Regions from separate parts of the Mus musculus genome. Here all the other regions are linked to region 2. Evidence: chromatin loops called from intact Hi-C (ENCODE). Cell type or tissue: left cerebral cortex. All regions are shown on one strand. Region 1 overlaps Xkr4 (X-linked Kx blood group related 4). Region 2 holds the start of Xkr4 (X-linked Kx blood group related 4). Region 3 has its middle 18 kb from the start of Gm26206. Region 4 overlaps Xkr4 (X-linked Kx blood group related 4).

What was found. Hi-C counts contacts between places; a loop is a spot of excess contacts. Peaks named below come from ENCODE experiments on the same cell type or tissue, not always from the same donor. Only the 100,000 strongest peaks of a DNase experiment are listed, where the experiment ranks them.
Region 1: it touches region 2 in a loop (3-fold over the local background); 2 of 42 quality-filtered maps call a loop at or near these places.
Region 3: a loop joins it to region 2, with 8 times the contacts of the local background. A loop is called at or near these places in 3 of 42 quality-filtered maps.
Region 4: a loop joins it to region 2, with 2.6 times the contacts of the local background. A loop is called at or near these places in 2 of 42 quality-filtered maps.

What each region holds. Positions count from the first base shown.
Region 1 is chr1:3,395,738-3,403,737 of GRCm38, reverse strand. The region is part of intron 2 of Xkr4 (X-linked Kx blood group related 4); the gene reads left to right. Among named protein-coding and RNA genes, the nearest start is that of Xkr4, 270 kb to the left of the region's middle. In left cerebral cortex, no CTCF peak of the experiment used is centred here; DNase peaks (open chromatin) are centred at 3,677 and 4,560; H3K27ac peaks cover 420 bases.
Region 2 is chr1:3,668,587-3,676,586 of GRCm38, reverse strand. Xkr4 (X-linked Kx blood group related 4) reads left to right here and starts at 5,089. Exons shown (of 3, transcript NM_001011874.1): 1 at 5,089-6,035. The coding sequence starts at 5,239. It also overlaps the pseudogene LOC108167595. In left cerebral cortex, CTCF peaks have their summits at 4,207 (motif pointing left) and 5,059; DNase peaks (open chromatin) are centred at 4,845, 5,468, 5,865, 6,915 and 1 more place; H3K4me3 peaks cover 4,074 bases; H3K27ac peaks cover 2,421 bases.
Region 3 is chr1:3,116,227-3,124,226 of GRCm38, reverse strand. No RefSeq gene overlaps it. Among named protein-coding and RNA genes, the nearest start is that of Gm26206, 18 kb to the right of the region's middle. In left cerebral cortex, no CTCF peak of the experiment used is centred here; DNase peaks (open chromatin) are centred at 2,711, 3,698, 4,253 and 4,550; H3K27ac peaks cover 1,390 bases.
Region 4 is chr1:3,452,840-3,460,839 of GRCm38, reverse strand. The region is part of intron 1 of Xkr4 (X-linked Kx blood group related 4); the gene reads left to right. Among named protein-coding and RNA genes, the nearest start is that of Xkr4, 210 kb to the left of the region's middle. In left cerebral cortex, a CTCF peak has its summit at 4,730 (motif pointing left); DNase peaks (open chromatin) are centred at 2,897 and 5,360; H3K27ac peaks cover 475 bases.

The DNA of each region.
Region 1 (8,000 bases), 270 kb after region 2:
AGGTGGTGGTGGTTGCATAAAATATGGATGAACTCATTCCTGTTGACCTGTACACCTATAATAATTAAGATGGAAATTTTATAATGTTTATTTTCCAACATTTTAGAAATATTTTTGAGATTATAATATGAAAAAATATTTCTTCTATCCCCTTTCACCATCCAGACTCTCCTCTATTCCTCTTCCTTGTTCTCCTTTAAATACATGTCCTCCTTTTTCATTAATTATTATTGCATGAATATATATATATATATATAAACACACACATACATACATATTCCTAAATACAACCTCTTCTGTATGTAAAATGTTTCTTTTTTAAATTAGGTATTAATTTCATTTAAATTTCCAATGCTATCCCAAAAGTTCCCCACACCCTCCCCAACCCACTTCTGGGCCCTGGCGTTCCCCTGTATTGAGGCATATAAAGTTGGCACTACCAATGGGCCTCTCTTTCCACTGATGGCCAACTAGGCTATCTTTTGATACATATGCAGCTAGAGACACGAGCTCCGGGGGGTACTGGTTAGTTCATATTGTTGTTCAACCTATAGGGTTGGAGATCCCTTTAGCTCCTTGGTTATTTTCTCTAGCTCCTCCATTGGGGGCCCTGTGATCCATCCAATAGCTGACTGTGAGCATCCACTTCTGTGTTTGCTAGGCCGTGGCACAGTCTCACAAGGGACAGCTATATCTGGGTCCTTTCAGCAAAATCTTGCTAGTGTATTCAATGGTGTCAGCATTTGGTGGCTGATTATGGGATGGATCCCCAGGTATGGCAGTGTCTAGATGGTCTATTCTTTCGTCTTTTCACCAAATTTTGTCTCTGTAACTCCTTTCATGGGTGTTTTATTCCCAATTCTAAGAAGGGGCAAAGTAGCCACACTTAGGTCTTCGTTCTTTTTGAGTTTCATGTGTTTTGCAAATTGCATCTTATATCTTGGGTATTCTAAGTTTCTGGGCTAATATCCACTTATCAGTAAGTAAACATCATTTGAGTTCCTTTGTGATTGTGTTACCTCACCCAGGATGATGCCCTCCAGGTCCATCCATTTGCCTAGGAATTTCATAAATTCATTCTTTTAAATAGCTGAGTAGTACTCCATTGTTTAAATGTACCACATTTTCTGTATCCATTCCTCTGTTGAGGGACATCTGGGTTCTTTCCAGCTTCTGGCTATTATAAATAAGGCTGCTATGAACATAGTGGAGCATGTGTCCTTCTTACCGGTTGGAACATCTTCTGGATATATGCCCAGGTATTGCAGGATCCTCCGGTAGTACTATGTCCAATTTTTTTGAGGAACCGCCAGACTGATTTCCAGAGTGGTTGTACAAGCGTGCAATCCCACCAACAATGGAGGAGTGTTCCTCTTTCTCCACATCCTCGACAGCCTCTGCTGTCACCTGAATTTTTGATCTTAGCAATTCTGACTGGTACGATGTGGAATCTCAGGGTTGTTTTGATTTGCATTTCCCTGATGATTAAGGATGCTGAACATTTTTTCAGGTGCATCTCAACCATTCGGTAATCCTCAGGTGACAATTCTTTGTTTAGCTCTGAGCCCAATTTTTTAATGGAGTTATTTGATTTTTCTGGAGTCCACCTTCTTGAGTTCGTTATACATATTGGATATTATTCCCCTATCTGATTTAGGATAGGTAAAGATCCTTTCCCAATCCATTGGTGGCTTTTTTGTCTTATTGATGGTGTCTTTTGCCTTACAGAAGCTTTGCAATTTTATGAGGTCCCATTTGTCGATTCTCAATCTTACAGCGTATGTTCTCAGGGCTGACCATTTGGCACTGACCAAAACTTTGGTCATACCACCTCTCCTGTTTCCAGCTTTACTCTTTTTGTTTGTTTGTTTGTGTGTGTGTGTGTGTGTGTGTGTGTGTGTGTGTGTGTGTGTGTGTTTGTGTGTGTGTGTGGAGTTGAGGCCTCATGGGCTTTTCCCTATCCAGTTTGGTACATCATTTGGTGTCCTCTTGTTCAGCTCATATTTGGAAAATTATGTTAGTCAGACTATGGATGTAGCTTCTAATGTTACTAGGAGACATAATCTCACAGCAAGCTTCCTGATCCACTAACCGTTACAGCTTTTTGGCTTTTTGGGCAAGAGTCTTAGGGTACAGGAATTTTTTTGTAGATGTGGAACCCATTGGGACTGAGCTCCAAAATTCTGCACCACTTATAATGGAGAAAAAAATAACACTGTCTTACTGGCTACAGAGAATTTAAACATGCTAATGTCTGGAAGGAGTTCGTTTCACCTGGGTCATTTTCCCTTCTTTCTAGCATCAAATGGAGAAGAAAAGAGCCCTCGGTGTGTTTCTAAACTCATTAAGGAACCCATTTCTTAATTCACATTTTAGTTCTCTGTTAAACGCATGCAGAAAAATTTGAATTCCTTTTGATTAATTGAGATAAATATTAACTGGCCTTCCACAGAGCTTTGTATCTGGCCTTAGGTCACCCATGCTTTGCAGAGCCAAGCACTGTATTTTGTTGTGATCTTGACTTTTTAACCCAAATTATTCCACAGGGTTTAAAAACCTCAAAAACATCCAAGAAAATGCCACTTGTATGCTGAGGTATATTTTAGCATGAAATAGCTCAGCCTCGATACTTTTTGAAAGAATATACAGCTATTAGAACAGAAAAATTGTACCTTTTTTTCTTAAAAGTTTAACATATTACCTCTACTAATTAGACATGGACACTAGCTTCTCACTGCCTAGTTGGTATATTTATTGTGCGTGTTAAAATCATTTCCGTAGTTTTGAGATGGTTGAAACATGGCTTCATTGTGTTAGACATATTGAGTGAATACACAACCTGAATGCAGAGAACCAATGCTGTAGAGTGAGTATTTTCCTTCCACTTCGTCATCCCCATCCCCTGCTCAGAAGCTCAGACGTACCTGGGATTCCAGGTACACACTACTAATTCTGTAGCATAAAACAGAAACCATGAAATTTGTAATATAGGAAGATGATGACACTTGACCCCCACCAACACGGCACCCTAGAGAATGAAAGATAATTTCATGTTCCCTCCTCATCTTGTCATGAAGAGCCAGTTCAGGGTCAAAAGACCTTGTTGGGAACCTTTGCTCTCCTCCGTCTTTGTGTGTGTTTCCTCCCTGGAGTGGTGGGATGGCAAGGTGTATGTTACAGGGCAGGCATCTTGGAAGAGTTATTGCAGCAAAGTGAGGGGCAAATGCCCTGTATCACCATGACACATGTTTGGCTAGATCTAGATCCCAGACACAGGTTTCTCATAAGCCAAAGTTTCCCCCTCATAGCCAAGGTTGCACCATCAAAGTAACCCAAGGATCAGGGATGTGTCACTGCTGTTTCCTCAAAGAGAAGAGGAAGATGGGGGCAGGAGTGGGGTGGGAACCTCCTCAAGAACCTAAATAAAGAAAGATAAGAAAAAGTAAACCTTAACTGTAGATGGTTGTGTCTTTGCCCCGGGCTGCTGCCCTAGTGCCGCCCCACCCCCTTCCACTAGGGCTGAAATAGCTCCATGTAATTAGTATACTTTTTGGACCTAGGAGGGGGTGGGAGGGAAGTGCAGCGGGCAAGTTAAGCAGTAATCCGATAGTGCCAAGCCCAGAACTGCACTTCTGCAAATGCTAATTAGATTTTCTGCAGCCTTTTTAAATTTATTGAGTTCCAGGAGCAGATCACACCTCTCTTAACACTTACAAAGAGAATTTGTGAGCGAGATTGTGTGGAGTAATACCTATTCAGGGCTTGAGGCAACATGTTGCCATGGTACCAATCAGATTTTTTTGTCTTCACTAGGGAATAGAAATTAAAACCGACCGTGCTGGAGTACAAGTGTTTTTGTTTGTCCCTCTGAGCAGTGTTAATGCTTGCAAAGGATTTTTGTTGTTAGTGTGCTCTAGCTTTGAAACAACAGTATGTTAAAATGTGGGATACAAAATAATGCAATAAATGAGGGGGGGATTTCCCAGAGGAGTTCAGTATTTTTACAAATTTACATTATGAAGCAACGTGGACAAGCCAGAAAGCAAGCATTAACGGTCAAGATCTGTGGCATCATCTTGGAGCTGGAGACACTTGGTGGGTAAAATGTGCAGATCAAGTGGAAGATTGATCTGAAAGCCTAATTGGCTGTTTTTATGACTTGAGAATTCTTATCTTATATTAGAGCTATAAAATATCCATTGTGCTTCAGGGAACATCTGTGCATTTTGCTCTCACAATAAAAGAGATATTGAAAATCAAGAGAAGTGGCTTGCTGTAGACAAAACAAGGGAATGATTAATATGAAATTCAGGAAGGTAGACTTGCCCCTGGGGCTGAGACATGGGGAGGGAAGGCCTCACAGACGTTGGTAATGCTCAATTCTTTAAGTTGAAGGGCAATGTGTTTTGTTTTATTTTATTATTTTTTTTAAGAGTTCCATATAGACTCTATCTCTACTCATCACAATAAAACTGACTTACAAAGGGAAGGAGGGGAAGTTGAATATGGCAATAAATAGACTCCAGGCAATGAGTCATGTCTCAGCAGGACGAAGCCGCTGGCAGCGTGAGCATCACTAAGCTTGGATGACACCTGTTTTTTCACCTGTGAAAGAAAGACATGCCACCGCTCGAGTCTCCAGTCGCCCTTATGGCTTAAAAACTGCCCAGCTATGTAGACATGTCACGTCAAATAAACAATGCTGAGCTAATTGTATTGGACCAATGATCTTTTAACCATGCAAAACCAGACCAAACAGAACCCGTGACAGTTATCATCTAAGTATTTATCACAGGTCAACCAGCACTGTGATTTAGCCTCATGTTCCAGATAACTGTCATAGATACCCTTACTGTTTGTTGAACAGACACACAGGCAGAGATTTCTTCAAAAGGGTAATAATATAAAGTCATCAAGAGGGCTTACAACCACGGAGTCAGAGGAAATGTCTGTGACCAACATTCCATCTCTGTAGATGGACTTTTCACATCCTCTAAATGGAAGCACACAATGTAATGTATTCATGAGGCATCTTGCTTCATGTTCATCAAATGTGCCTTGAATAAATTCAGGTTTTGCATTGTACATCCTCACCCCTATTACCAAACAAAGAATTACAGTTGTATGGCATGTTCATCACCAAACCTCTTGGAAATGCTTCACAGAAACATTACTTCTTACTTTCCACCACAGATCATCCATGTCCTCTTCTTTGTTTACTGTTTCTGTTCTTTTAGCATCCTCATTGTTTGTAGTAATGAGGTTCACTATAAACATACATCAGAACTTCTATTTCATTCACTCCCTGTTATCCTCCGCTGCCTTCTCCTCCCCCTACCCAGCCTGGTATCCTTCTCTTTGTCTCTTCTGTTTTCAAGTATTGTTAAATTATAAATCCTGAATATGAAAAGATGATGTAGTTATGTTTTTGAGTCTGGCTCGTTTCACTTTATGTGCTGTTCACTATTTCCTACAAGTGACAAAACTTCTCACAATGCACCCCAGTGAAGCATAGTAGCTTCACTGAAGAATGTTTGCACCAATAGTGTGCAAGCTATCCTCATAGTCACCAGCACTTGTTTGCTTATTTTCTCCATGGTTACTCTTCTGATTGTGGTGTGTCAGAATCTCAGTGTGATTTTGATGTATATGTCCCTGATTACAAAAGAAGCTCAACATTTCTCCTATACTATTATTGAAAATTGGTGATTCTTCCTTAGAGAACTGTCCTTTTAAATCCCATTTTTGCCATTTGTTGGCTGAGTTAACTGCTGATTTTTTTAAGTTCTTTATGTATTCTCGATATCAGATACACTGGCAGCAGAAAATATTCTCCCATTTTGTACTCTGTCTCCTTGCTCTCCTCAGTGTTTCATTTGATATACAGATGATGTTTAACTCATGCAATCCCAATTGTCAATTCTTGCTATTACTTCCTCAACCACGGAAGTCCAGAAGCACAGTCTTTTAGCATTCAATCAGTCAGTCCTCATATAACCCTTTTTGGAGATGAGACTTGTGCTGATGGCTGGTCCTTAGTTAGTCTCTCAGACCAGAGGAAGAACACAGGATCAGGCTACATTTTCTTTGCCCCTGCCAGCTTTTTAGCCTCTTCCCAAGAGTAGTATACCCTGCTACCTGCTGCCTCTGCCTGCTGCCTGCTTCCTGCATTTCAAGACAGAATGCCTCTCTCTCTGTCCCCATCCATGTCCCTGTCCCTCTCCATCTTTCTCTCCCTCTCCATACTGAAAGAAACCTAAAACTGAGCATCAAACTGAAAAGTGGGGCAATTTTCTCATCCTCTCCTGTGCTCCCAAAATCCACCACTTCCTCAAGGACTGTGGGCACTATGGTCACTCATTACTGGGCCAAATACCTTAAGATACTAACCCCAAGCCTAATCTGACTAGATGACATTATCCAGGCATCTTTTTGCTGTTCAAGTAACAGCTTAATGAGAAAATGTGTGTATGTGGAAGAACTCCGCCCTTGCTATTGCTTTAATGCCCTGTATGCTTTGATGAGGGCCTAAATGAGGGACTCTGGCAACATCATTTCTCTCAGAATATGCTGAAGCATCCCTGCAGGATGATCAAGTCTGGCACACTTTTAAATGGAAGAGAAGGATGCTTGGCACTAAATCCATCATCTTGGAATCTTGGAAAGCAGAGTCAAAGGCCTGATGTCATCAAAACCTCAACTGCAAGTGATGTTGACTTCTGTTACTCCATCTCCCATGAGTGGGGCCTCAATAATGACAGAAATTAGCAAAATATCTGTGATACCATGCACATAGTACAAACTAGCCTCATAATAATCAAAATCATCAAGAAATTATTCTAAATATTGAAAGAAAAATCCCTTCATGAAATCAAATGTGTGTTCTGTGATATCTCCACAAACCCACAAAACAACATAAACATGGAAGATATTTGAATTCTTGCTTTATTTTATTTCATTCATCTACTATTTTTGATATTTCCATAAAACTACTAAGTGATTCACTGTAGGACATGAAGCATATTTAAGCTCATGTAAACAGAGAAATGAAACTATATCACCAAAAAAAAAAAATCCAGTTCTCTACTGCTGTTGACCTCACAGTATACCTTTGTTAGTCCCACCACTGAGCGTACTACCTATTCACATTGTAGACACTCAACTAAATATGTACGTTTGATAAAACAGTCAAATTATGCCATCTCTAAGCCTACACTTCAGAGTAAATAAAATGTCATTTACTTCAAGCCACAATCATTACTAATATTCTGTCCATCTCCATTTTTGGTGAATTTAGTATTAATAATATTTACCGTTAAAGCAATTCCATATCTACCTAAGAAATATTAAATTTAGGGCTGAAGCGATGGCTCTGTGAGTAAATGAAAAGTTAAATTTCTCTGAATATGGTGTATTTCAGATCTTAGCTCTTACATTATCCCATCTTATTATTGATTGCAAATTATCTTCCTTTGTGGCTCTCTCAACTTAGAAATCTTATATGTTTTGTTGCCAAGGCAAAGAAAAGTAATTTGGTATCAATGAGAGAGTATCTTTATTTTTAACTATGGTTTATTTTGTGAATGCTTAAAAAGATGCTGGGCTAAGTGGAGGCCCAGCAAAGAACATTTCTATTGAACCATATCTTTGTAAAGCTCTGTATTCATTTCATACAGCCTTCTTTCTAGCATGTGGGCAATATAGATTCTTATCCACCTTTCCCAAACAAAAGCCGAGACTCAGAGGATTAGACACCAGAACAAAGGGACAGTTCAAATAAGAGTCAGAAGTAGACACTTGCTTTGTCTTCCTGTTAGCTGTTATTTCCATGGTGAAATACTTAAAAAAATGTAAATAGTTTGCAAATTCTGAATACAGCTAGTAAAGAGTTATTCTGCAAATCTTCCTGACATTATTAGAGATGCCTTTTTCAACTTGCCTCATCCTAGACCTCCAGAGAGGCTGTTTTATTTGGCTGATGCTGACATTTGCTATTTTGG
Region 2 (8,000 bases):
AGCAAAGAAAAAGCCATGTAGTGAGAATTTTGGTCTCTTTGAAAACGCCGTTATGGTAGGTGAATATGTTTTTTATTTTAACCCCAGGTGTGGGACATGGGGCTGTTTCAGATTTCCCACAGCAGATGACAATGATTTTTTTCACATGGTATGTCAGGGGCATGATTTTGTCTGCTGAAGATAGTTTACATTTGGAATTCTGGGGACTCTTGAGAGAGTATAAAAATGTCATAGCCCTGAGAGGTTACAGAGGTTTTTGCTCCCCCTGCTGTGACTGGTCCCTGCTGCTGTTTTTCCTGGTTGCTGAATGCTTTTGCTGTAACTTCAGTTGTTGGCTGGAAATTTCTTGAAGACAAAGATTAGACTTGCCCAAAAGAATTTGACACCTCTAATCAGTAAGAAATAGTCTAAAGAGATCCATGGTGCCCTTCCCTTCTAACCAAGTGTTGCGGGATGGGGGTTGGAAGGGACTGGAGGGGAGAAGGGTGATAGATATAAGAACTCAATAAAGTCGCCAAAAAGAATGACTATAGCATCATGTTCAAACAGCGCATAGAGCTTACAGTTGTACCGGAGTCACCATCATATAGGGTCATTTTCACTGTGCTATCATCAAATTGTTAAGAAAATAAGAGTATATGAAGAAAAGTACAGGGACTGGTCTATAATGGAAAGGAAGGAGAATTAGCAGAGAAATAGAATTAGGAAAAAGAAAAAAGTCCTTGAAACAGAGGGGAGAAAAGGGTGGGTAGATAGTGTAGAAGGGAATTCATCAAGAAAAGAATGGTATCCTATGTCAAATTTACCAAGCCTCATAAGGGGATTCAGGAACTGGACACAGACCACCTGTAACTTGGTAAGGCAGTCCCTGGGGAATAGCTATTGCTTTCTGAGTGTGTGCAAGAAAGGATGGGTGATAAAGAATAAAAGAAAGGAAGTCCAGGAATATTTTTCTGTAAAAAGTCTTCAAAAACTGCAAAGATGGCTAGAAAGAAAACGGGGATCAGAAGAAGTGGCTATAGATGCCTGCAGGTGACATAAAATAGTGAAATGTGTGAGCTCTGTTCTGATGATGTTTCAATTTTTTCTCAGTGAAATGAGGGCAAGGAAAGAATATGTCTAGAGTTTAAGAGAAAAACCAACCAACTAACAAACAAATAATTTTAGTAGATACAATCTGAACAGGTTAAAAAGATGGGGGTGGGCTTGCTGAGTAGCCTCAGGTTCCACTTTGGTTTGACAGTCAAGGGTCTAAAAAAGATGTAGTTAGGCATACCCATGCCTCAGCCAGTAGCTGTGCATAAATGCCAACTGCAAAGGCTCAGACTGGAAGGAAGTGGCAAGCAAGCTTTAACCAGTGTGTGTGTGTGTGTGTGTGTGTGTGTGTGTGTGTGTGTCTGTGTTGGGGGGGGGGGATGTTTTCTCAATCATGATGCATGTAAGAGACTAAGATACATTTGAGCAGTGTTAAGTATGGGTAAGCATGGTAATTAGAAAGGGTTAAAGCAAACAAATTGAGGAAAAGTCTAAATTCAAGTGTAGTTTCTGGAATGAGCTGACCATAGAAAGGGACTAATCAAAACAGGATGCTTAAAGCTGAGATTATAAAGCTACAGAGTAATGATAATGTTGGGTTATATCAATATGAATTAATCTCTAGGATAAGGTCACTTATGATGAGATTACATTTCTGATAGACCAGGAATCTGTTTTGAACAGTTGATTCTGAGGTAAGGGGTGTGGTCACTGTGTTTGAAAGTCTACACAAAAGGGTTAATTAGGCCTAAAGTAATGAAGGGTAGAAGAAATGGGGGAGGGGAGGTAGCAAAAATAATATGATTAGTGTGCTGGGTATGACATGGGACTGTTTCCTTGTATTTTGGAAAACGTGGTTCTGACATTACTGAATTCCAGAGACTAGAATCTCTAATTTAGACAGAATGAGCATTAAAGGCAGGGAGGTTAAGTATAGTGACCAAAAAAAAAAAAAAAAACCCCTCTGAGTTTAAACTTTGATCTCTTATCCATTATGTCTGTCTTTTTTGACAGGTGTGGTGATTATGGTGAAGTAAGTGGAATTAATAACTAATTCTGAGATGTGGTTACTAGATCAATGGGATTAGAGACTATTGAGAGCAGTATTGCACACAAAGCCTGGCTATATATATGATCTTACCTAATCCTCATATTAATCTTGTTTATTAAATAATTTGGCAGGATCATGAGGCCAGTAATTAGCAGAGCCTGCATATGAATATATTTTGCTATGGTCTCTCTATACTACTTCTTCTAGGTATGTGTAGTCGGTTCTTTTCAGAGATGTACCAGTATAACTTGAAAGAGACTCTAAGTAGTTTTTGAATAAATATACTAGTAAGCAAACCATTACTGGTTATCTTTTTTTAGAATCTACCAGAAATTTCTCATAATTCCTATGTTTCCATGGGAACATTTGTCAGCATAGAATGTAGCATTCTTCATGTCATGGAATGTTCTCTTTAGAAATTCATGCATTCATTTCACTAATACTTATTGAGCAAATAGTCTTTGCAAGTGCTGTGTTGGGGGCAGAGGATCAACCCTCTCAGTTTTACAGAAAGTGTCAGTCTGCTGATACCAAACTTCTCAACTACTCTACAGGGCTTTCTGAGTCTGGTACAATTTAAGACATTGCACTTGACCTAGAATACACTCAATCTCTGAGGACCTAGTTACCTAAGAAATCTCCCTAGTGGATTTGGCACAAAGCACCATCAGACACAGTACACTAGAGATGGATATGAATTCTGGAGAAAAAGAACCAGGGTATTTTCCAAAGGGAACTTCCTAGTCAAAATGGCCCAGTGTTGAAGATGAATTTTAAAATGCCTGAAGTTAAGTGGCTTGGGTTGCCTCTCATCCTTACTACCCATCTTTTACTATAAAAATTGGTTTAGCACATACATATAACCACTTATGGGCCCATGGCCACATACCAGGGTGTCAGGTAAAGACCAAGTAGCAGAACCCCTGGGCACTAGTCTTTGAGGACAATTGTTGGTGTATCCACTGGGTGAGACTAATCTCACCTTGGTCAGGTAGGTGCTAAAACAGTGGAGTGCTGTAGCATAAGGTGGTCTGTCAGTGAGGGTTTTGATATTCAGAGAATGTCACTATACAGGAATGAAAACTCACCCGGCACTACCCTCGGGAGAGGCCAGGAAACAGGGAATATTAACCTGTATCTACAGATCCCTTAAGAGGCTGACTGGCCGAGCAGTGGTGGCGCACGCCTTTGATCCCAGCACTTGGGAGGCACAGGCAGGCAGATTTCTGAGTTCGAGGCCAGCCTGGTCTACAGAGTGAGTTTCAGGACAGCCAGAACTACAAGAGAGAAACCCTGTCTCTAAAAACCAAAAATCAAAAGAAAGAAAGAGAGAGAGAGAGAGAGAGAGAGAGAGAGAGAGAGAGAGAGAGAGAGAGGAAGGAAGGAAGGAAGGAAGGAAGGAAGGAAGGAAGGAAGGAAGGAAGGAAGGAAGGAAGCTGGCTGGAACTGTTCCCTGCAGTATCACCAGCTTACTCTGAACTCAAAGTGTGTGAGTCACATTGCAGTTTAAGGATCACCCTCTTTGTCCCTTACATTTGAAAAGCTAACTAGGTAAGGCAAACTAAAGCACGGGTTTTCTTAACTTAAAAAGGAAAAAGATATCCCATATTTTGTTGGGATTTAAAGGGTTTTTTTTGGTGGTGGTGGTGTTTTTTTTTTTTTTTTTTTTTTTTTTGGTTGGTTGTTTTTGTTTGTTTGTTTGTTTTTTAAACTGCAACATATTTTATTACATTCTCTTCGAGAATAGATTAAATTCGAGTCATTTCTGAAGTTATGAGACCCTACAGTAAGTCTGTACGTTTATAGGTTTAAGGGAAGGTAATTGCAGTTTTGGAATAAGAGAAGTGGCATTAGCTTTGGGATCTGCCACTCCCTGCGCGGGGCCAAGGGCCGAGCTAGTTCTCTTTTCCCTGGTTACTAGCCATGTCCCTCCTCCCACCGCCGCGCTCTAGGTTGCCGCCGCCAGAGGTGCAGCGTTTCCCACCTGCGGTTAGGAGTAGCCCCACCATGGTGTCTGCCTAGTGCTGCTGCCTCAGGCTCGTTAAACTCGCAGGGGGACAGGGCTTCATGCACCCACCTCCTGAGATAGGGCCTTTGCATTTCTCTAGGCTGGGGTTTGGCAGGACAGCATCCCTGGGGCTGCTCTCGCCTTATCCCGAGGGCTCGCCCTCTGCTGCCAGCTTTGCTTTAGGTGTTCTAGCTCTGCAAGTACTGTGCCACCCAGGATCTCCAAAGCATGGCACGCCCACCACCGCCGCCAGTATAGGAGCCCTAGCTTCCTAGTTAAAGCGTGTTCACCCTCGCCAGCAACACACCTAGCACCATACCACACCCAGCCAGGTGCCGAGCGCGCCCGGTACAATACAAAGAGACCATTTCTTCCGCAGCCTTCGCTGCTGCCACGCCCGCTTGTGTCCGTGGCCCCCTACCCTCGGCAGTGACCCAACACCAAGGCTCTAACACGCGGCGCGCTCTGCCCATCCCATCCCCCCAGCTTCGAGGAAATCCACTCAACGCTCTTCGCTATCCCACGAGCCTGGACTGGGCCTCCGATTGCCGTGCTGTTGCCCTCCGCGTCCAGCACTGGCCAGCCAGGCACCCCCACCCGCCGCTCCCCTCAATCCCAGCCCCTCCTCCGGGCCCTCCTTCTCGCCCCTCCCCAGCCGGGGTGGGAGCGGCGGCAGCTGGAAGGGAAGGGATGAGGTCATCCTCTCCCTCGGAGTCAGCTGGTGGAGGAGAGGCTGCGGGAGGAGGGAGCGCGCGCGAGGGGAGGAGAGGAATGTGCAGGTCCGAGGAGCTCCGCGGCGGCCGCTGCTGCTCCTGCTGCTGGCGGCGGCGGCGGCTCGTGCTGCAGCCGCGGGGCCGGGCCGGCGCGGAGCGCGGGCGGCTGTCAGGGGCGCGCGCGGGCCGGCGCGAGCAGCTGGGCTCGGCGCAGGCAGCCAGGCGGCGCTCCTGCGGGTCCCGAGCGTGCGGCTAGCCGGGCCCAGCGCCCAGCCCCGCGGGCGGCGGCGGGCGAGCGGGCGCTGGAGTAGGAGCTGGGGAGCGGCGCGGCCGGGGAAGGAAGCCAGGGCGAGGCGAGGAGGTGGCGGGAGGAGGAGACAGCAGGGACAGGTGTCAGATAAAGGAGTGCTCTCCTCCGCTGCCGAGGCATCATGGCCGCTAAGTCAGACGGGAGGCTGAAGATGAAGAAGAGCAGCGACGTGGCGTTCACCCCGCTGCAGAACTCGGACAATTCGGGCTCTGTGCAAGGACTGGCTCCAGGCTTGCCGTCGGGGTCCGGAGCCGAGGACACGGAGGCGGCCGGAGGCGGCTGCTGCCCGGACGGCGGTGGCTGCTCGCGCTGCTGCTGCTGCTGCGCGGGGAGCGGCGGCTCGGCGGGCTCGGGCGGCTCGGGCGGCGGCGGCCGGGGCAGCGGGGCGGGCTCTGCGGCGCTGTGCCTGCGCCTGGGCAGGGAGCAGCGGCGTTACTCGCTGTGGGACTGCCTCTGGATCCTGGCCGCCGTGGCCGTGTACTTCGCGGATGTGGGAACGGACATCTGGCTCGCGGTGGACTACTACCTGCGTGGCCAGCGCTGGTGGTTTGGGCTCACCCTCTTCTTCGTGGTGCTGGGCTCCCTTTCTGTGCAAGTGTTCAGCTTCCGCTGGTTTGTGCATGATTTCAGCACCGAGGACAGCTCCACGACCACCACCTCCAGCTGCCAGCAGCCTGGAGCAGATTGCAAGACGGTGGTCAGCAGTGGGTCTGCAGCCGGGGAAGGCGAGGTTCGTCCTTCCACGCCGCAGAGGCAAGCATCCAACGCCAGCAAGAGCAACATCGCCGCCACCAACAGCGGCAGCAACAGCAACGGGGCCACCCGGACCAGCGGCAAACACAGGTCTGCGTCCTGCTCCTTTTGCATCTGGCTCCTGCAGTCACTCATCCACATCTTGCAGCTTGGGCAAATCTGGAGGTACTGTATCAGGGTGGGGGTTGAGAGAGACTACTACTGTTCCTACATGCCTGCCCACCATGTCCACTGTTCTACTTTTGCATGAAATCTTTCCTAATGACTAGTAAGCCAAGTCACTCTTGTGGTTTTCTTTTCTAAACTGCTCCTTACCTAACTCATGTTAGGTGAGGAAAAAGAAACCAAGGAAGGGCACGCAGGAACGTGTTTGTAGTCTGTCACGTTTCCCATCTTCTCATAGACTAGTTTTTCTATGTATGCTACAAGTTCTCCCCCGATTGTAGACTTAATATTTCACTAGCAGAGGATTCCTCTCACACTTACTAAAAAGTCATTTATATTATGTAGAATTCTTGGTGTGTTGTACTTTTGATGGTTTCCTTTGTGCTGGGTTTGGATAGGATTACAATTCTAGTTAAATAGGACTTGTTACTGCTCAAAGATGTCCATATTTGGATGATAACAGCTAAAGAAATACTGAGCTTAAAGTAGTGTTAATAAATATTTGACGTATATGTATACATATATATATACAGACATATATATGTAAAATGAGTGAACATTTATCATTTATGTTGTGTGTGAGTGTGTGTGCATAAGTGCTCAGACTCTGACTTATATAGTGCTCCTCTGATTACCTGGCAGCATCCCTAGTTTGACTTTCACATGTAACTGGGAACCTTTAGAAAAGGGGTAGCAAGCACATTGGGCAAACTTTAATTGTGCATTTTCATTGGCTGATTTACTGCTTCTCACTTGATCCACCAAGTCTCTTTACATAGTTGTCACTTTGCTTATACACTGAAGTGCAAGACTTAACTTGTTGGGCAGGGTGGAGCCATCACTCAGGCATTACTGCACAGATGTAGGAATGTGGTGGGACAATATGCTCAGAAATCTGTTCTTTTGACTTCTCTGTGTTTAGAAGCTTTGGAACACAATGTTTAACACATTAAACATATATGTTTAGAAAAATATAGAGGCTGTTACCCTAGAGACTCCTTGGCTTTAAAGCAATTTAGTAACTATGTAGTGTAATGTGTGGAAACTTCCTACCAAGTGGGCTGATACTGGCATGTACTCTGTACTTTCACCTGTATGCTTTTTGTTTGTTTATTTGTTTGTTTGTTTGTTTTAATGATGAAAGACATTCTAACCCATTGGCATGATGAAGTATCCCATGAAGAAACAGCTCAGAGCATTTGTAACATAGATTCACACACTTCTCTTTCTGGCAGAAGTCAGCGTCCTTGTCTGAGGAGAGTAACTGTAGTCATCCCATTGCTCTTCCTAGAACCAAGAGCTGTAAAGCAGGGTGAGCATGGCCCTAGACCTCCTGCCTTAGAACGTATTTAGAGAAGATACTTTCTGGTAAAGAGGCATGGTGTACTGTTAGACAAATTGATGTGGAAACATATATATTTCAGACCCTGGGAGACTTTCTAAAACATCAGTTTAACTGTGGCGTCTCAATTTCCTACAGAAAAGTATTGGAAGGTCCAAGTTGGGTATTCTTTAATTATGAGGAAGAACTAGAAGGGTTATTTAAGTACTGAAGTTATTTAGTGGCTACAATATACAGGATTAGTAGTTTTAATCTAGCAGTGTGGTACCAAAAACTTATCAACCTATTTGGTAACTTGTGAAAACTATAAAATATTCTGAAATCACTTCCTTTTAATTATCTGTAAATCAGCAATATAAGTGCTTATTAGTTATTGTCACTAAACACCTGTGTGTGCCTCCTACAGATTGACATTTTCTGAAAAGCACGTGGTGTTAAACTCAGTGTACTGAAGAAGTCATTTTAATTGTAACATTTATTAGACTTTTGAATCTAAACAGTTTACCAATTGAAAATAATGCTTCTTCTCTTCAGGAAATGATGCTGAGAAAGTGAGAAGTAGGAAAACGTGGAGAAAAATACTACAATGAGACAGTATCCACTGGGTCAGTGGGTCTAATGGA
Region 3 (8,000 bases), 550 kb after region 2:
GGTTAGTTCATATTGTTGTTCCACCTATAGGGTAGCAGACCTCTTCAGCTCCTTGGGTACCTTCTCTAGCTTCTATTTTGGGGGCCCTGTGTTCCATCTTATAGATGACTGTGAGTATCCACTTCTGTATTTGCCAGGCACTGGCATAGCCTCATATGAGACAACTATAACAGGGTCCCTTCAGCAAAATCTTTCTGGCATTGTGCAATAGTTTCTGGGTTTGTTGTCTGATTATGGGATGGATCCCCACATGGTCCAGTCTCTGGATAATCCATCCTTTCATCTTAGTTCCAAACTTTGTCTCTGTAACTCCTTCCATGGTTATTTTGTTCCCTATTCTAAGGAGGAATAAAGTATCCACCCATTGGTCAGGCTACTCACTGGAACACCTCTTTTGGATATCTTGTTGTAGCCCTGTGTTGTAGAGATCCTGCAGCTTTGCATTAGTAGGACTCCATGCACTCAAGCAGCTCATTAATGAGGTAGATGATGGTATGGACTAACTCAAAGTCTTGCATCTAGACCTGTGTGGCAGCTGAGGTAGTCAGCCTGCCAACTCTCCAGCACTCATACCACTAGGTTGGGCTCTGCAACACTGCTCTGGCCATCTTATCCAATGCTGTAGCCAGCAAGGGGCAGGGCAGGCTGTCCTGCTCCCATGCCCACAGAGCTGACCCTCCTCCACTTTCACCACCAGGGCCAGCTCTACTGTGCTGCCCGGCGGATGTACAGGGCCTGCTTTCCGGAGTGCTACAGCATGAAATGGGTGGGATCAGCTCTGCCATGCTCACATCCTCTGGGCTAGCTAGCTCAAGTCCCCACCAATTATTTTAGTTGTATCATTAACTCATTTATTTGTGATGTTTTTGTTCTTTGAAGGGAAGCACATAGACCTCTAAATTTTCCTATAGAACTACTTTAGTATGTCTTGTATGTTTTGTTGTGTTGTGTTTTCATTTTCATTCATTTCCAAGAAATTTATTTCTACCCAGCTATGACACCCATAAAACACATCAACCAGCATGGAACAATAACCCTAAGAGTAATAATAGTAGGATGCACACACTGGTAGTTTCCACAGGTCCATAATTGGACTTAGACCTTAACCAATGAGAGGGGAATTATGCCTTGTACTGGAAACCTAGTCAAAATCAAGGCTAGTGAAATGATGGATCATGGAGGAGAACTCCACCACTCCATGGAACCATCATACTCCCTAACTATATCCTAAATATTTGTCTTACACCAAGAGGTAAGTGTAGTCCTTACCTTACACCAAGGAAAGTTCTCTTTGCAACAGATAGAGACCACTGCAGAAAGTCACAACCAATCAAAATGCAATATTGTAAAGCTCAGTTCCAATTAATACATCTATAAAACAATTCCTCAACCTAAAGCACAGACTTCATTGTGTAAGAGAGAGCAGAAAAATTGTAGGGGCCAGAGGACCAGGGAGTTTGATTTAAAGCTGTGAGAAACTACACTCACAATGTCTTACCAATATGGCTTTCTAAACATTTCCCTGAACAGAAATGATGCAAATGGACATTGCTAACACTGACAGGGGAAAACTAAGGATGCCTCAACCTATGACAAAGAAATACAGGCAACAAAGGAATACTTAGAGTATAAGTAGTCTTTCTCAAGAAAGAGAACATCAAATAGTTGCCCAATACCAAATGTTTAGCCCTGAAAACATGGGAATGCAAGTAACATTGTACAGACTAAGGAGGTTATATTTGTGTAGTTAATTTTATATATATGGAGGCCATGGTTATCAAATAGAACAAAAGAGGGTACATAAGAGGATTTGGAGAGAAGATATATAAGGGGAAATGATATAATTATAATATCAAAAAAAACAAATACATCAAAAATGAAATTTCTGGATTTATTATTGAGGATTTTTGTGTATTTAGTTTTATTTTTCTTCATCTGTGTATGAACATATGTGTGTATGTGTTTGTCTGTCTGTCTGACCCTGTGTTTGTGTTTGTGTAACTGTGTGGCAGTGTGGTTGTATGTGGCCATGTGGCTCTCTCTCTCTCTCTCTCTCTCTCTCTCTCTCTGAATGTGTGTGTGTGTGTATCTATGTGTGTATCTGTCTGTCTGTTCCTGTGTTTGTGTCTGTGTAGCTATGTGGTTGTGTGGTTGTATGTGGCTATGTGGCTGTATGTGACTGCATGTGGCTATGTGGCTGTATGTGGTTGTTCATGCGTGTGTGTGCATGTACATATGTATATGGTACATGTATGGATGTGTGTAGTTGCCCCTCCCCCAGCCTGAAACCTGCTTGCTCAGGGGTGGAGCTTCCCGCTCAATCGTTCGGCCATGCCCACAGCTGGAACCTGCCGCTTTGCTGTTCGGAGCCGTGCACGTGGTCACCCTGCTATTGGACCCCAAGACGAATTGGTGGGAATTGGGCCCCCTTCCCCTGCTCTATAATTGCGTGAGGAACAGTAAAATTGAGCTTTGATCAGAATGACTGTCTTAGCTACATTTCTTTATCTCCCCACCTAGCCCCTCTTCTCTTCCAGGTTTCCAAAATGCCTTTCCAGGCTAGAACCCATGTTGTGATCTGCTGGCCGGACACAACAGATGTGTTTGAGAGACTACAGGCCCAGGAACACATGGAAGCCGGAACATCATTCTCTGCCTTATTCCTTTGAGGAAGTTTCTCTCATTCAACTTGATTCTGGGCTGGCAGCCAGAAAGTCCTGCCACTTTTTCTATCTCTGGATTCATGCTGACTCTCAGCTTTTCCCTGGAGATGCAGACATGGAGACTTATAAGCCCATAGCAAGAGTCTGTGCTTCCTGAACTATCTCTCCAGGATCCTGGTCTTGTCTTGTGAGTGGGCTTTTGTTATAAAGTCTAAGCTAGCTTTAAATTTGTGGTCTCCTTGCCTCTGCACTTATAATTCTGAGACTTAAAGGTTTCTATTTGTTTAAGAGTCCATTTCTCTGGTATTTTGTTATGACAGTCAGTGCAAATTAATATACAGTTATCATGGTGCTAATAAAACCCAATATTTAGAAAAGAAGGACTGTTATTGATTTTGTCTTTTTGTAAGTCTTTTATTAGTTCTTTTGCTTCCCTTTTCCATGTCCTGAATTCATCACAAACATTGGTAAAAATCTATTAACTAATTCTATTTTTATGTACCGTTATGAAAACCATTTGCCATTAATCTTACTTTACACATCCAAATAGAATAAGGCAATTGCTTTTTGTAATAACAACAACAACAAAAATCATGTTGTTCTAAAATTCAATACCTTAGCACTAGATTTAGATTTAGTTGAATAAACTGCTGTAGGGAACAGAGACAAGCCCAGCACTAGGCAATAAGCCTGCACTGGTAAGTTGTATGGAAAAGGTGTCCTGGTGGTGTCCTAGCTCCTGGAGAGGCCTCTGGTAGCCTTCAGGAGTGTTGTCCTTCAGGCCAGAGTGGAAGCAAGAAAAATATTTTCAGATATATGTTGCTGATCCAATGGAAGAACAAAAATTAAAACCTAAAGAGCAAATATAAACTTAGGAAGTGGGTGCCTGCAACTTCATTAGACAATCCTCAAGTGATCTCAGATACTCGAAAGGGATCTAAGCTGAAACAAGAATAAAAACAGGGAGGAAGATGTGACATTCACTCCCGAGTCACAGCTAGCATCTTAGGAAAGAGGGACACAGAAGAGATGAATGTGGAGAGCAGATGGCAGACACAGAGTACTTTATAAATAGCTGCGTGCAATTCAGACTCTTATCATATCTGGCCACATAGCTTGGCTTCTTCCTGGAAGAAATATATTTTTGGAAAATAGGACATAAAATTTTGGCCCAAATGAAGGAAATCTGCATGCATTTGTTTCACATTTTAGCACATTTCAAACTGTCTTTCACATAAATGGAAAGTAATTAACACAGATACATATCACTAGTACTAAACATGAGATAGCAGAGATATTTTTATTCAAATATAGCCCTTGGAAAATAAACCCAGGCTCTGAATTTCACCCACAGTTAATATTCATTCATTTTAATTTATAAGCTATCTGCCTCTTCTTACTTGTCTGGAAATATTTTTCAAATTTTTGGCATTAAGTAAGTATGCACTTGGGACCCATGATGCATAATGTTTGTTATCCAAGCAAACCCTCAGAGGGTTTTCTTGCACACTCCTGCTCCGTCACTGTGGAGACAAACATAGTTTTCTCTAAAACTGGCAGCCACTGGCTAAGAAAACAATTTCTCCAGGGACATCTCATTCTCCTCCCTTCGCTTCCAAAAGTGTTACTGCTGCTAAAGGATATAAAGCCAAGATTAAGCTCTCTCCAGATGGGAAAAGATATTTTATCAATGGGGAAAAAAAGGAAAAGGCAAAGAAGAGACATAAAGAGTACCTATGACTATATGAACAGTGCTTACTCTTTGCATAAACAAAACATATTCTCAGCTGAGCATGATAAATCCCATCTGTAGTCCCAACTCTGTAGACAAAGAAAGTGCAGAGTCAGTGAAAGTTCAAGGCTAGGCTGGGACACTGTGAGCTCCAGCCCAACCAGGACTTCTGAGCAAAATCCTGTTTCTAGACAACAGAAGGAAGTGGGTGAGTGTACAGAGATGGCAGGAGGGATGCAAAAAGGCAGGCAAAGCAGCAGATATTATAAAGTTCCATTGTAATGCTTTAATCCTTGCTAGTTTTCCATGTAAGTTTTAGGTGAAATAGAAAATGACAGAATCTTCAGGTCCATATATTTCCCTCTTCTTCAGTGTAGATCTTCAGTGAAAAATTTCATAGAGAATGATTAGAAAGGATAGAAGTCTCCCACACTCGTTTCAAAACCAAAAAGTCTACTGTTACAGACTCTACAAATTGTGATGCATCCTGTGGCAGATAAAAGAAATTCGACTGAGAAAAGGAAGTGGGTCAATGTCCTCCCCTCGTGTCTATAAAAGCAACAATCAATGGCTGAAGAGGGGAGAATTCTTAAATAAAGCTGTCTGCAAGGTGATCCCAGAGTCCTTCAGGGATATAGCAAATGTGACTTGTCATCCATTCAGGGTTGGGCTTTCCAATTCATCTGCTCCTTAAGTAACCCAGGTAGTGGTAAACATTTAAAGGTAAGCTCTATTTTCTTGGCAAGTGCTCATGCAGCTCTGCACATGCCCAAGAGCTCTGGACTCATGAATGAAAGACACTCACATACAACATTTATATTTTAGTATGTCTTAACTAGGTCAATGATCAGGCACTTCCAAACTTCTCCATGGCTAGCACACACTCCCCTCCAGCCGTCCTGAGTCAACACTTACTAAATCTGTATTTTTATCTTACTGCCCTTGTTCTTTCTGAGCAGCACTCCCGATGGGGCTGCTTTCCCCCCTGCATGTATGTACATTTCAGCTGTCTCTCCCTCAGGCTCGTCCTATGGCCCTCTCGATGCAGACCCTTTCTTTTCTTCTTCATTTCTTACCTGGGATTACTAAATGTCCCACCTCTGTCTCTCTGCCCAACTATTGGCTGCTGGCAACTTTATTTCCCAATCAGAGTCAACTGGGGACAGGCTTCCTTTAGCCTAAGTGGGAGACAACTTAAACAGGTTTTGGGGCAACATAATTAGCATGAGAACATAAGCCCTACAAACCCCTTTTCCTATAAGTGACCCTTCAACCACGCTTTCATAAGTACCTCCAAAAAATCATTACTTCACCAAGCTAGCTTTGAGTAGAATCATAACTTTGGTGCCGTAAATGAACATTTGTTCATACTTCCATGAGGAAAGTCACACAGGACTAGCTGTAGATCTCCCTGATCTTCCCTCTGATTGCTGAAGCAAAAATTCCATGGTTTGGGTATCTTTAAATTTATTTGCATTATTTTAGTTTATGTGTATGAGTGTTTGTCTGCATGTATGAATGTATCCCATCTACATGTCTGGTACCCATGGACATCAGAAGAGGGTGTTGGATCCTCTGGAATTGAAATTATGAATGGTTGTGAGATGTCATATGAGTTTTGGGAACTAAACCTAGGTCCTCTAAAAGAATAGTAACTGCTCTTAAATGCTGAGCAATCACTTCCACCCCAGGCGAGGTATTTGAAACAAATGTTTCAACTTCCCAGTTTTAGAGCCTGTGAAGTCCAAGGCCAGTATACTAGCAGAAAAGATGGCTAGTGAAGGCATGCTTTCAGAGTCATGAATAATAATCGTCTATGTCCTCTTATATCCCTCACATCAGTGTCCCCACCTAACACCACCTCACTAGAGCATTTCAATGCACCTGAGAGAACATAGACCTCAGTGGGCACTGTCTTTTACATTTGTCCTTCCTGGTCAATTTCCCCAGCTCTGTACCAGATAATGAGATTCATAGTGTCTTTTTCACTTACAGAAGATTGTAATTACAGCAGCATCTAAATCCCTTTGTCCAAAATCCCAAAGGATTTTGTTTTATTTGTTTGTTCAACATATACACATATAGGCCATTTCTATAAAGTCAAGTTTTAGAACAGAACCGTGGAGTTAGGTGTATAAAAATAGCAAGAAACAATGTTCTAAAGTCCAAGATCAGTGACAGGAGAAGAGTCCTTCTGAGGACTTAAATATGTTACAAAATGGTAGATAGCAAACAGTACTGATGGAGGAATAGACAGATCTTGGACGTCATCCCCCACATTGACACACCCCAGTGGAGGGGAAAGGTATCGTTTTACAGCACTGGGACACAAGCATGATGGCCTGGAAGGCAGGTAGTATAAAATTGTTCTCTGGCTTTCACTTTGCATAAAAATAAACTCTGGGTGTCAGAGAAATCAGACTATCTATTTTGAAAAGGAGGAAAGTAATACAATATACCTTAGTAAAAGGATTAGAGGAACTCTTGAGAGTGCAGCAGCACTCCAAAATCAAGGGACTTAAAATTTGGAAGCCTCCTCCTGTAAGAGAAGTGATTTGACTGAATTTTTAAGTGTTCATAAGGGGAAACATACATAAAGACATAAAGGAAATTACATTTTCCAGTCCATTACCCCAGAGTAGAAAAAAATAACAGTATTGCAGTAGGGTTCAAGAACACCCAGAACCTTACTACTTCTGAGTCTCTGGGGTATCAAGTTTCCTGTCTCCAAAATATGGGGAGTAAGCAGCAGTCCTAAGGTTACACTTAGGACTTCAGGCAACGATAGGTGATGGAGAATGCTCACAGCTGTGCAGTGGCTACATGAGTTTTATTCCCACAGACAAGTTTTGCTTAATTTCCATTCTGCCCTTTGGACTTTTGACCTTTGCGACTTGAGGAAAGTTAATGTCAGTGTTAAAAGGTATTCTTGATACAAAGGACTGACAATTGGAGAATAAGCCGTAGAAGACTGGCTCTGTGAAGAGTAGGTCACAGGCGAGCTACATGGGAAAATTTGAGCCACAGAGTATACTGTGAAGACAACACCCACATCTACTGTAGAAGTTCTTTGTAAGTGAAAAGTATTTGCTCATTTCTGGCTATATCTGGATATGAAATTTTGCTTATTAATAAGTTCATCACAATAAAATCACTGCAAATCAGATGCTAAATGTGTGATTAGCCTTTTTGTAATCCCTAGACCATTAGAGATATAAATAAATGATTCACATTCACATACCACCTATTCTCTGATGATCACTGTACCAACCACTAGTTCCATATCCACTCAAATGGTCCCTTTCTAGTTTCCAAGACTATATATATATATATATATATATATATATATATATATATATATATATATATATATATATTCAGTGCCTCATAGGTGTGCACATATAAAAGTTAGCAGCCAAGCTGCACATATACAAAATAACACAAGGCATTTATTATTTATTATTCTGACCCTGGGTTACCTCCTTTAATATTTTCCAGTTCTATCTATTCTCCAGACATTTTTATAATTTCATTTTTTGTACAGCTGAATAGAATTCTATTATGCACGCATACACACATATATGTGCCACATTTAATTATTTATC
Region 4 (8,000 bases), 220 kb after region 2:
CACATGTCAGGTGACTTAGAATTTCCTATAACTCCAGCTCCAAAGGAATCCGACCTCTCTGGGCTCCATGGACACCTGCATCTCATATGTACATGCACGTTGGCGCACGCACACACGCGCACACACTCACACACACACACACACACACACACACACACACACACACACACACAAACGTATTAAATGTTAAAAATGTTTTAAAAGAAAAAAAACACAATTATACAAAAAAAGAAAGAAAAAATGAATAGCAGTTAAGAATTCTGGATTTGTCTAAGCTTCCTCCTTTTGATTCCTGAGAGTCTCTCACCTCCCAGGTCTTTGGTATATTCTGGAGGTTCCCCCCAAACTCTCACCTGTTTGCCTGTTTCCATTCTTTCTGCTACCCTTCAGGGCTTCGGTCCTTCCTCCCATTGCCCAATACCTCATCATGTCCCGTCCCGTCCCCACCCCCACCCTGTCCAGTCCACTTTTCCTCCCTGGTCCCTCCCTTCCACCTTGTGATTGCTTTCTTCTCCCACCCTAGTGGGATTGAGGCATCCTCACTTGTGTCTTTCAGTTTGTTAAACTTTTTGAGTTCTGTAGACTATATCTTGGGCATTTTGTAATCTTTTTCTTTTGCTATTATCCACTTATTAGTGAGTACATACCATGCATGTCCTTCTGGGTCTGAATTATGTTACTCAGGATGATATTTTCTAGTTCCATCCATTTGCCTGCAAAACTCAGGATGTCCTCATTCCTAATGTCTGGGTAGTGTTCCATTGTGTAAATGAACCCCATTTTCTGTGTCCATTCTTCTATTATGTGACATCTGGGTTGTTTCCAGCTTCTGTCTAACACTAACATGGTGGCTATGACCATAGTGGAACATGTGCTCCTGTGGCATGGTGGGGCATTATTTGGGTATATTCGCAAGAGTGCTATTTCTGGGTCTTCAGATAGATCTGAGGAACCTCCAGATTGATTTCCAGAGTGGTTGTATCAGTTTGCAATCCCACCAGCAAAGGAGTGTTCCTTTTTCTCCACATCTTCACCAACAAGTGCTGTCACCTTAGGTTTTTTATCTTAGCCATTCTGATTGGTATAAGGTGGAATCTTAGGGCTTATTTGATTTGCATTTCTCTGTTCACTAAGGACTTTGAACTTTTTTTTAAGTGCTTCTCAGCCATTCGAGATTCCTTCATTGTAAATTCTTGGTTTACTTCTATACCTCATTTTTTTTGATTGGGTTGTTTGATTTTTTTGATGGTTAGCTTCTTGAGTTCTTTATATATTTTGGATATTAGCCCTATATCAGATGTGGGGTTGGTGAAGTTTCTTTCCCCCAATCTGTAGAAAGCCTACCTCCTGCAGAAAGTCAGGGCATCAAGTGAGGGATGGGTTTCCATCCCACAGTCAAAACTCTGACCCATAATTGTTCCTGTCTGAAAGAACTGCAGGGATGGAAATAGAGAAGAGCCTGATAAAAAGGATGGGGACATCTTTGTGCAGACACGGGGTAGGGAGGAGATATGGAATGTGGAACAGTTGGAGTGTAGACCAGGAGGGGAATAAAATTTGGAGTTTAAGATAGATAGATAGATAGATAGATAGATAGATAGATAGATAGATAGATAGATAGATTAAAAAAGGAAGAAGCTGGACATGGTGGCACATGCCTTTAATCCCAGCACTTGGGATGCAGACACAAGCGCATTTCTGTATTCGAGGCCACCCTGGTCTACAGAGTGAGTTCTAGAACAGCCAGGGGAACACAGAGAAACCCTGTCTCGAAAAATTAAGAAAAAAAAAAAAGAGTTCTGGATTATTGATTCTTAGACTTTCAATTGTATGACCCTGAACAGGTCTTCACTGTCTAGGCCATCAATTTCTTCATCTGTAAAGTAAGCAACAGAAAATGCCCTGTGAAGCATCTTCGGTATTAAAGGACATTATAGATCAGTGTTTCAAAGAGCTCTTGATTTCCTGGATTGGAGTTTGGAATTGTCACAGATTAGAGACAAGACTGCTGCAATATCCCAATCAAGGCGACAAAAGAAAGAGTCACTGGGTGCTTGGGAATATCTGTGAATTCAAAGAGAGAACATATGATCTAGTGAATGAGCAATATAGGACTACAATTTAAACACAAGTCCAATATTGCACTAACATTCACATTCAACTTTCAGGAAGAATAAAATGTTTGCTTAAGGCAAGATAGATTTCCATGGTGCTATAACCACAAAATGCATTTGTTAAAACTCAGTATATGTCTAATACATAACAGAGATTGGAACAGGAGAACCCTTGCCCTCAAAAACCCTATAATAATGTACTGTTGCCATAGAGAATTCTGCATTCAGGAATTTGAGATTTATCATAGAGAATTATGTAACATAATTGTGAATTGCAAAATAATGCCATTATAGGAAAAAGATGAGGTTTGCCATTTTACTGTAAAACTGAGGAAAATAAAGACAGAAGAATTGTCATAATTTTTCAAACTATAAAATTTTGTGGACAGTTCTTTCTCTTGAAAAAATATTCAAAATCAGTCTCCCTAGACATATAGCTAATCAAGCAACCTAAGGCATTTCTCGAGAGTACTGTGTCTGCATGATTGTTTCCTCAGACATCTTCTTCCAGACCTCTGAGGAAAACAGAAACACACAAGCTTTCTTTTCTTTATATTCATATTTACAGCATAATTTTCTGAATTTTATCTAGAAACTTTTAAAAACCAAATATATTTTAATAGAAGAGAAAATGTAAAATAACTCTTTTCAAGAAACAGAAATATTTAATCATTTCCACACATTACAACTTGCTTCATCCTTAAAGCAGGGTTTGATACTCATAAGTGTGCACCCATGACTCATTCCTGTGTGCACTACAGTGAGGGCAGTGGGGGTGGAAGCAAAGCATTGAGGGGAAGACAGAAAAAGCCACTTCTAAGAATAAACAGTTATCTGCAAATCCAGAATTTCTTAAGTCTATCTTGTGACTTATTCAAAATTATTCTTTACTGTGCTTTTGCTGATGATGCTAGGAATAGAACCTTGGGCACTTGATGCAAATGTTGAGGCCCACCATAATATTTCCTCCCAGAGTTGAACATACTGACAGAAGCTCATTATTCAGAATATTTAAATAAAATATTTGTATTATAAAAATCCTATAACACCTTTTAGTTGTAACTCTTAAATGCTAAAAATTATGTTGAGAACAGAATCCTTCACATCTGCTTAACCAATATTACAAAGCTGGAATCAAAGTATCCTAGAACTTCTCTTTATTTTTATAAAAAGAACTTCAAACTCACAGAAATGTCACTAGGTTAAGTATATGGATCTCCTATGTATTTTTCCGACAATTCAACAAAATTAACATATTATCCTAGTTATTACTCTCTTCCTCTCTCATTTTGGTCCTAATCTCAAGTCTCTCTTTATATTTATGTATATACCTTCATGTATATAATAACATTGTATAAACATATTTAGCATTATACAACTATAGGTACACACATAATCATTCATGTACATAAAATTTATTTTTGCCGTAACATGATTTGAGATGTCATGTACCTTAATCCTTAAATACTTAAATACTTGACGGGTACTCTCAGAAAATGTGTTGTTCTCTAATGTGACAGTCATACAAGAAATTAACACTGATACAAATCCAGTGTGGTCTGCACTATATTCCAGGTTCTTCAATCACGCAACTCTTACAGCATCTTCTCTTGTTTATGATGGTGTCCAGCCTGTATTTACTACTACATTTAGTCCTTACATTTCTTCAATCTAGAATAGTTTATCTTCCTGTTTTTCATTCCTGATATTTTGGAACGCACCAGCCAGTGATTTTACAGAATGATTCTCAAAACAGTTTTGTCTGGCTCTGCTAATTTTAATAAGTAGGTGCTAATAAGTACCCACTGGGAAAAAATAGAATATAAAGATATTCCTGGCAGCATGAATAGCACAAGACAAAGAGGAAAAATAGCCTTGTCACAAATGAGAAGATGATGGGAATGAGTGTGTCATGATTATTATTTGGGGATGTAAAGGGCAAAGGAAGGAGACCATAGAGCTCCTCCAGAGGTCAAAGATGTTAGAATGTGAACTTGATCCTCAAAGTGTCAATTATTAAGAAGTAATCACTAAGGAATGTCAGTTAAGGATATGATCATTTTTGTTTCAGAGAAACAAATATCTTAAAGACAGTTCTGTGCCTAGAAATGAGTAAGACTATAGCAAAAAATACAGGAGTACACAATAAACAAATGTGGACTGAACTTTAATGACTCCAGATGGAAAGATGAAATGTACAGGGAGAGATATAAGGGGAATCAAGTTATGAATAAAGATGGTCATTGTGACTACTGGAATAGCCCAGTGTGCAAAAGGTCAGATTCATAATCCACCAAGGCTGGAAATACAGAGGAAACACTGTGCTAGCAAAAGAGGCTGGAAACTGTTTTGGTCATTGTATCTGCTATTTTGTTGTTACTGTGATAAAAGACAGTAACTAAAAGAAATGTAAAGATAAAAGTATTTTGTCTTAAGATTCATGGGGAATAAGAATCTATCAGGGAAGGCATCTGACAGGGCAACAAGAACAGGAAGCTGAGAGATTATATCTCAGCTGTACATGTAAGAAGCAGAAAGAACAAGCTGGAAGTGGGGTAAGTCTATAAATTTTCAGAGCCCACCCCTAGCGACATACCTCCTGCATGAAGGATCCATATTTTAAAAGTTTTTTATCCTCTCCAAACAGTGCCACCAACTGGAGACCAAATATACAAATACATGAGCTTCTAGGGGGTTGTTTCTCATCCAAACCAGACATGTGTTTGAAGTGTTATGTGGGGAAAATCAGGGTGCCTTTGTTGAGAGATTTGGACCAGTGGGACAGATTCAGTCATCATGAACTCATGGTGACTAGAAAACTGGGCTAGAGGAGTTCCTACAGGACAGGGACAACTTTCTGGAGAAGAGATGAGAGAGATTAATAGAGACCAACAGCACTCTGTAGTAGTAGCTTTAACGTCCCAAGAATTTAAAGAACCACAGGTTTGTGGCCAATATCAGTTGATCTGGTGACTTTGTCAGCTGCACACTATAGCTCTTAAAGTAGGAGGAGAGCAATATCGATCAAATGCTTTTGGCTTAAGGTCAGTCAGGTGAGTGACAGAGATCAACAAAGTAAGAGAGTTGAAACCATTAGTAAATGAGCAACTTAAAATGATGGATAGTGGACTCTATGCTGCATAGAAAAGAGAAGAGACAGGCCTGAAAAAAAATGAGTGCTGGGAAACACTCCTGAGTCAAACAACAGTAGCAGGAGCTGTGTTTGAGTGAAAATGAGACTGTTGCCTATAGCAGATATGAGTCAGAAAACAGGATGTGTGCAGCATCCGAAGTTCTTGAGTGGGCTTTTGTGAATGATAGTTTTAGGATAGAAAGCTAAAGTGGAGTGATATGAATTTCAAGAGTAAATAAATCCAGTGGAACCATGTTTTGGATGTTTGCTTCCTTCACAGTTCATGATAAAATGTAATCCACTTTGGATTGTGTCAAAAGGAAGTAGAAATTGTGAAAGAGTAGGCTTGATTCTACCTTCACTAAGATTCTCTTAGGTAAGAAGGTTGCTATAAAGTCGAGTCAATCCTTGGGTTTTTGTCTATTCTTTATAAGTTACTCAGTCTTGGGTATCCTGTTATAGCCATATAAAATTAATTAATGCAATGGTGATGAAAATGTTTAGATAGTGAAAGTTTGGAGAATGAAAAGGATATTTATGAACAAATGACCAAATGTACCACTGAAAGGAGACGTGGTAGAGTGACAGCATGTTGATATTTCTGGATAGGGGAGAGGTGCCACTCTATCTTCCATGGGACATCACCAATGTGGGGTAATGAGGTATTTTCTCCCAAGAACCTACAAGACAAAAGTCAAGGCAGGAGAGTGATCTCCCATCCAATGAGGTTATTGACCCCCACACCCACTTGAGGACTACTAGGTAAAGAAGATTTCCTGAAGTTCAATGTTTGTGTAGAAAAAGAAAACAAATGTAAGAAAAGATTGACACCTTGAGGTTAAGATCACTCTTATACTGGTGATGTGGTGAGGTCTAAAATACTGTCTCTCATCTTCTCATCAATGCTTTATTAAGAAAGACAAGGAGTAAGCTTATAATGTCAGAGATAATAAAAGTGAGATTATTAAATACTTGAATAAGATTATTAAAATTTTAAATACTTTATTTGCATTTTTATAAAGCTAGTGAAAAAGATCGGACAAAGTAGAACATGAAGAGGCAGCCAAATTCTGATCAGCTAATAAAGATAGACACCCACTGAGAAGGTCTAGACCCAGATCTTTACCTATAGTTTTCAAATTTAAGTTTTAATTATCAATAAAACTCCACTCCCACAGTGCCACATGTTGAATTTGTAGGTGGATATACAGAGCCTGGCCACCTTATTGGACAGCCTAGACTAAAGGCATTTCACTCATAAAGAAGGAATATTGGACAGTAATGCTCCACACCAACAACACTGACCTAAGCAGGCTCAGACCTGATCTGCCTGGAGTGAGGATTTCTAGAAATGTTGTTCTAAAGAATCTAAAGATGCTATAAAACATTGGAGCAGCATCAGAGAGAGAGAATCTTTCATCTCTTTCAAATTAGCCTGAAAGGCCTCTTAAAAATGACCTGATCACTAATGGCTCTCAAGAAGGATGTTGTCTCATAAAGTTTTATCTCTGGTGACATCATAGCCATTTTAGCTCATAAAAATGTACTCTGTGTCATGTACCATCAAGTCAGTTAATGGTGAATCTTTCTGAAAGTGTATCCACAACTAAGCAATGTACATCTATATGGTTTGGTGGCGAAAAATGTTAATTAACTTTTTGTTTTGGGTATGTCATTTAACAACTCCAATTTTTAGACTCTATTTATCCAGACTGGATGTTGTGCATCACAATGGTCATCAGCATATGCATTTTAAATATTGTGTAAAAATGATTATCATCAAACATAAAACTATGCAATCATATTACTAATGCTAGTAATACATGACAAATAAATGTATTAAGGAACTCAGTAATCTTTGTTTCCAGTCAACCAAACCCAAGAGCCCATCAAACCACTTTCATGAAAAACACAATCTAGTCCAGTTATGAGGGTATGATGTTTTACAACCCTCTCCTCAATACAAATACAATTCCTGTTAACTCCTCAGGTCTCAACGTGTTGAAATATAAATTAATTGTAGGTATGACAAAAATAAAAACAAGAATTGTATATGAATTGTAAGTGGATATGTATTATAGATTACTTCTATACTACAGTATAGAACCAGAAACTAATTAGTAGACTAGAGGGATTGAGTGCCCATGGGGGAAAATGATGGGTTCAAGCATTAGACAAGCCAGGACCATGTTCACAGTAAGGCATAGTTACTTACTTCTAAACAGGGAAGAATAAGAGCTATGTGCACATTTACTAGAGAGCTGTACATGTAGGAAGATAAAATCCCTGTGGTTTGGAAAGAGTAGTAGTCTGCATTCATTAAAGAAGTGTTTCTTGAGAGATTAATATTATGCCTGGCTATTTAGCATCTCCATCTTTTAGGTGTGGATTCAAACTTAAACATAGAGACACTGAACTGTACTACAACTAGAAAAACTCATTCCTCAGCATTTCAAAGGGTCTGTAAGATATGGTTTTAAAAAGAATAGAACCAATCAAATGGGATGAATTGATTTGAGTTTTCACTTTCTTTTTTTAAGATTTATTAATTTATTCTATATGAGTACACCATTGCTGTCTTTAGACACACCAGAAGAGGGCATTAGATCTCATTACAAATGATTATGAGCCACCATGTGGTTGTTGAGAATTGAACTCAGGACCTCTGGAGCAGCAATCAATGCTCTTAACGTCTGAGCCATCTCTCCAGCCCAAATTTTGACTTTCACTGCAACAAATATTTTTAAGAATAA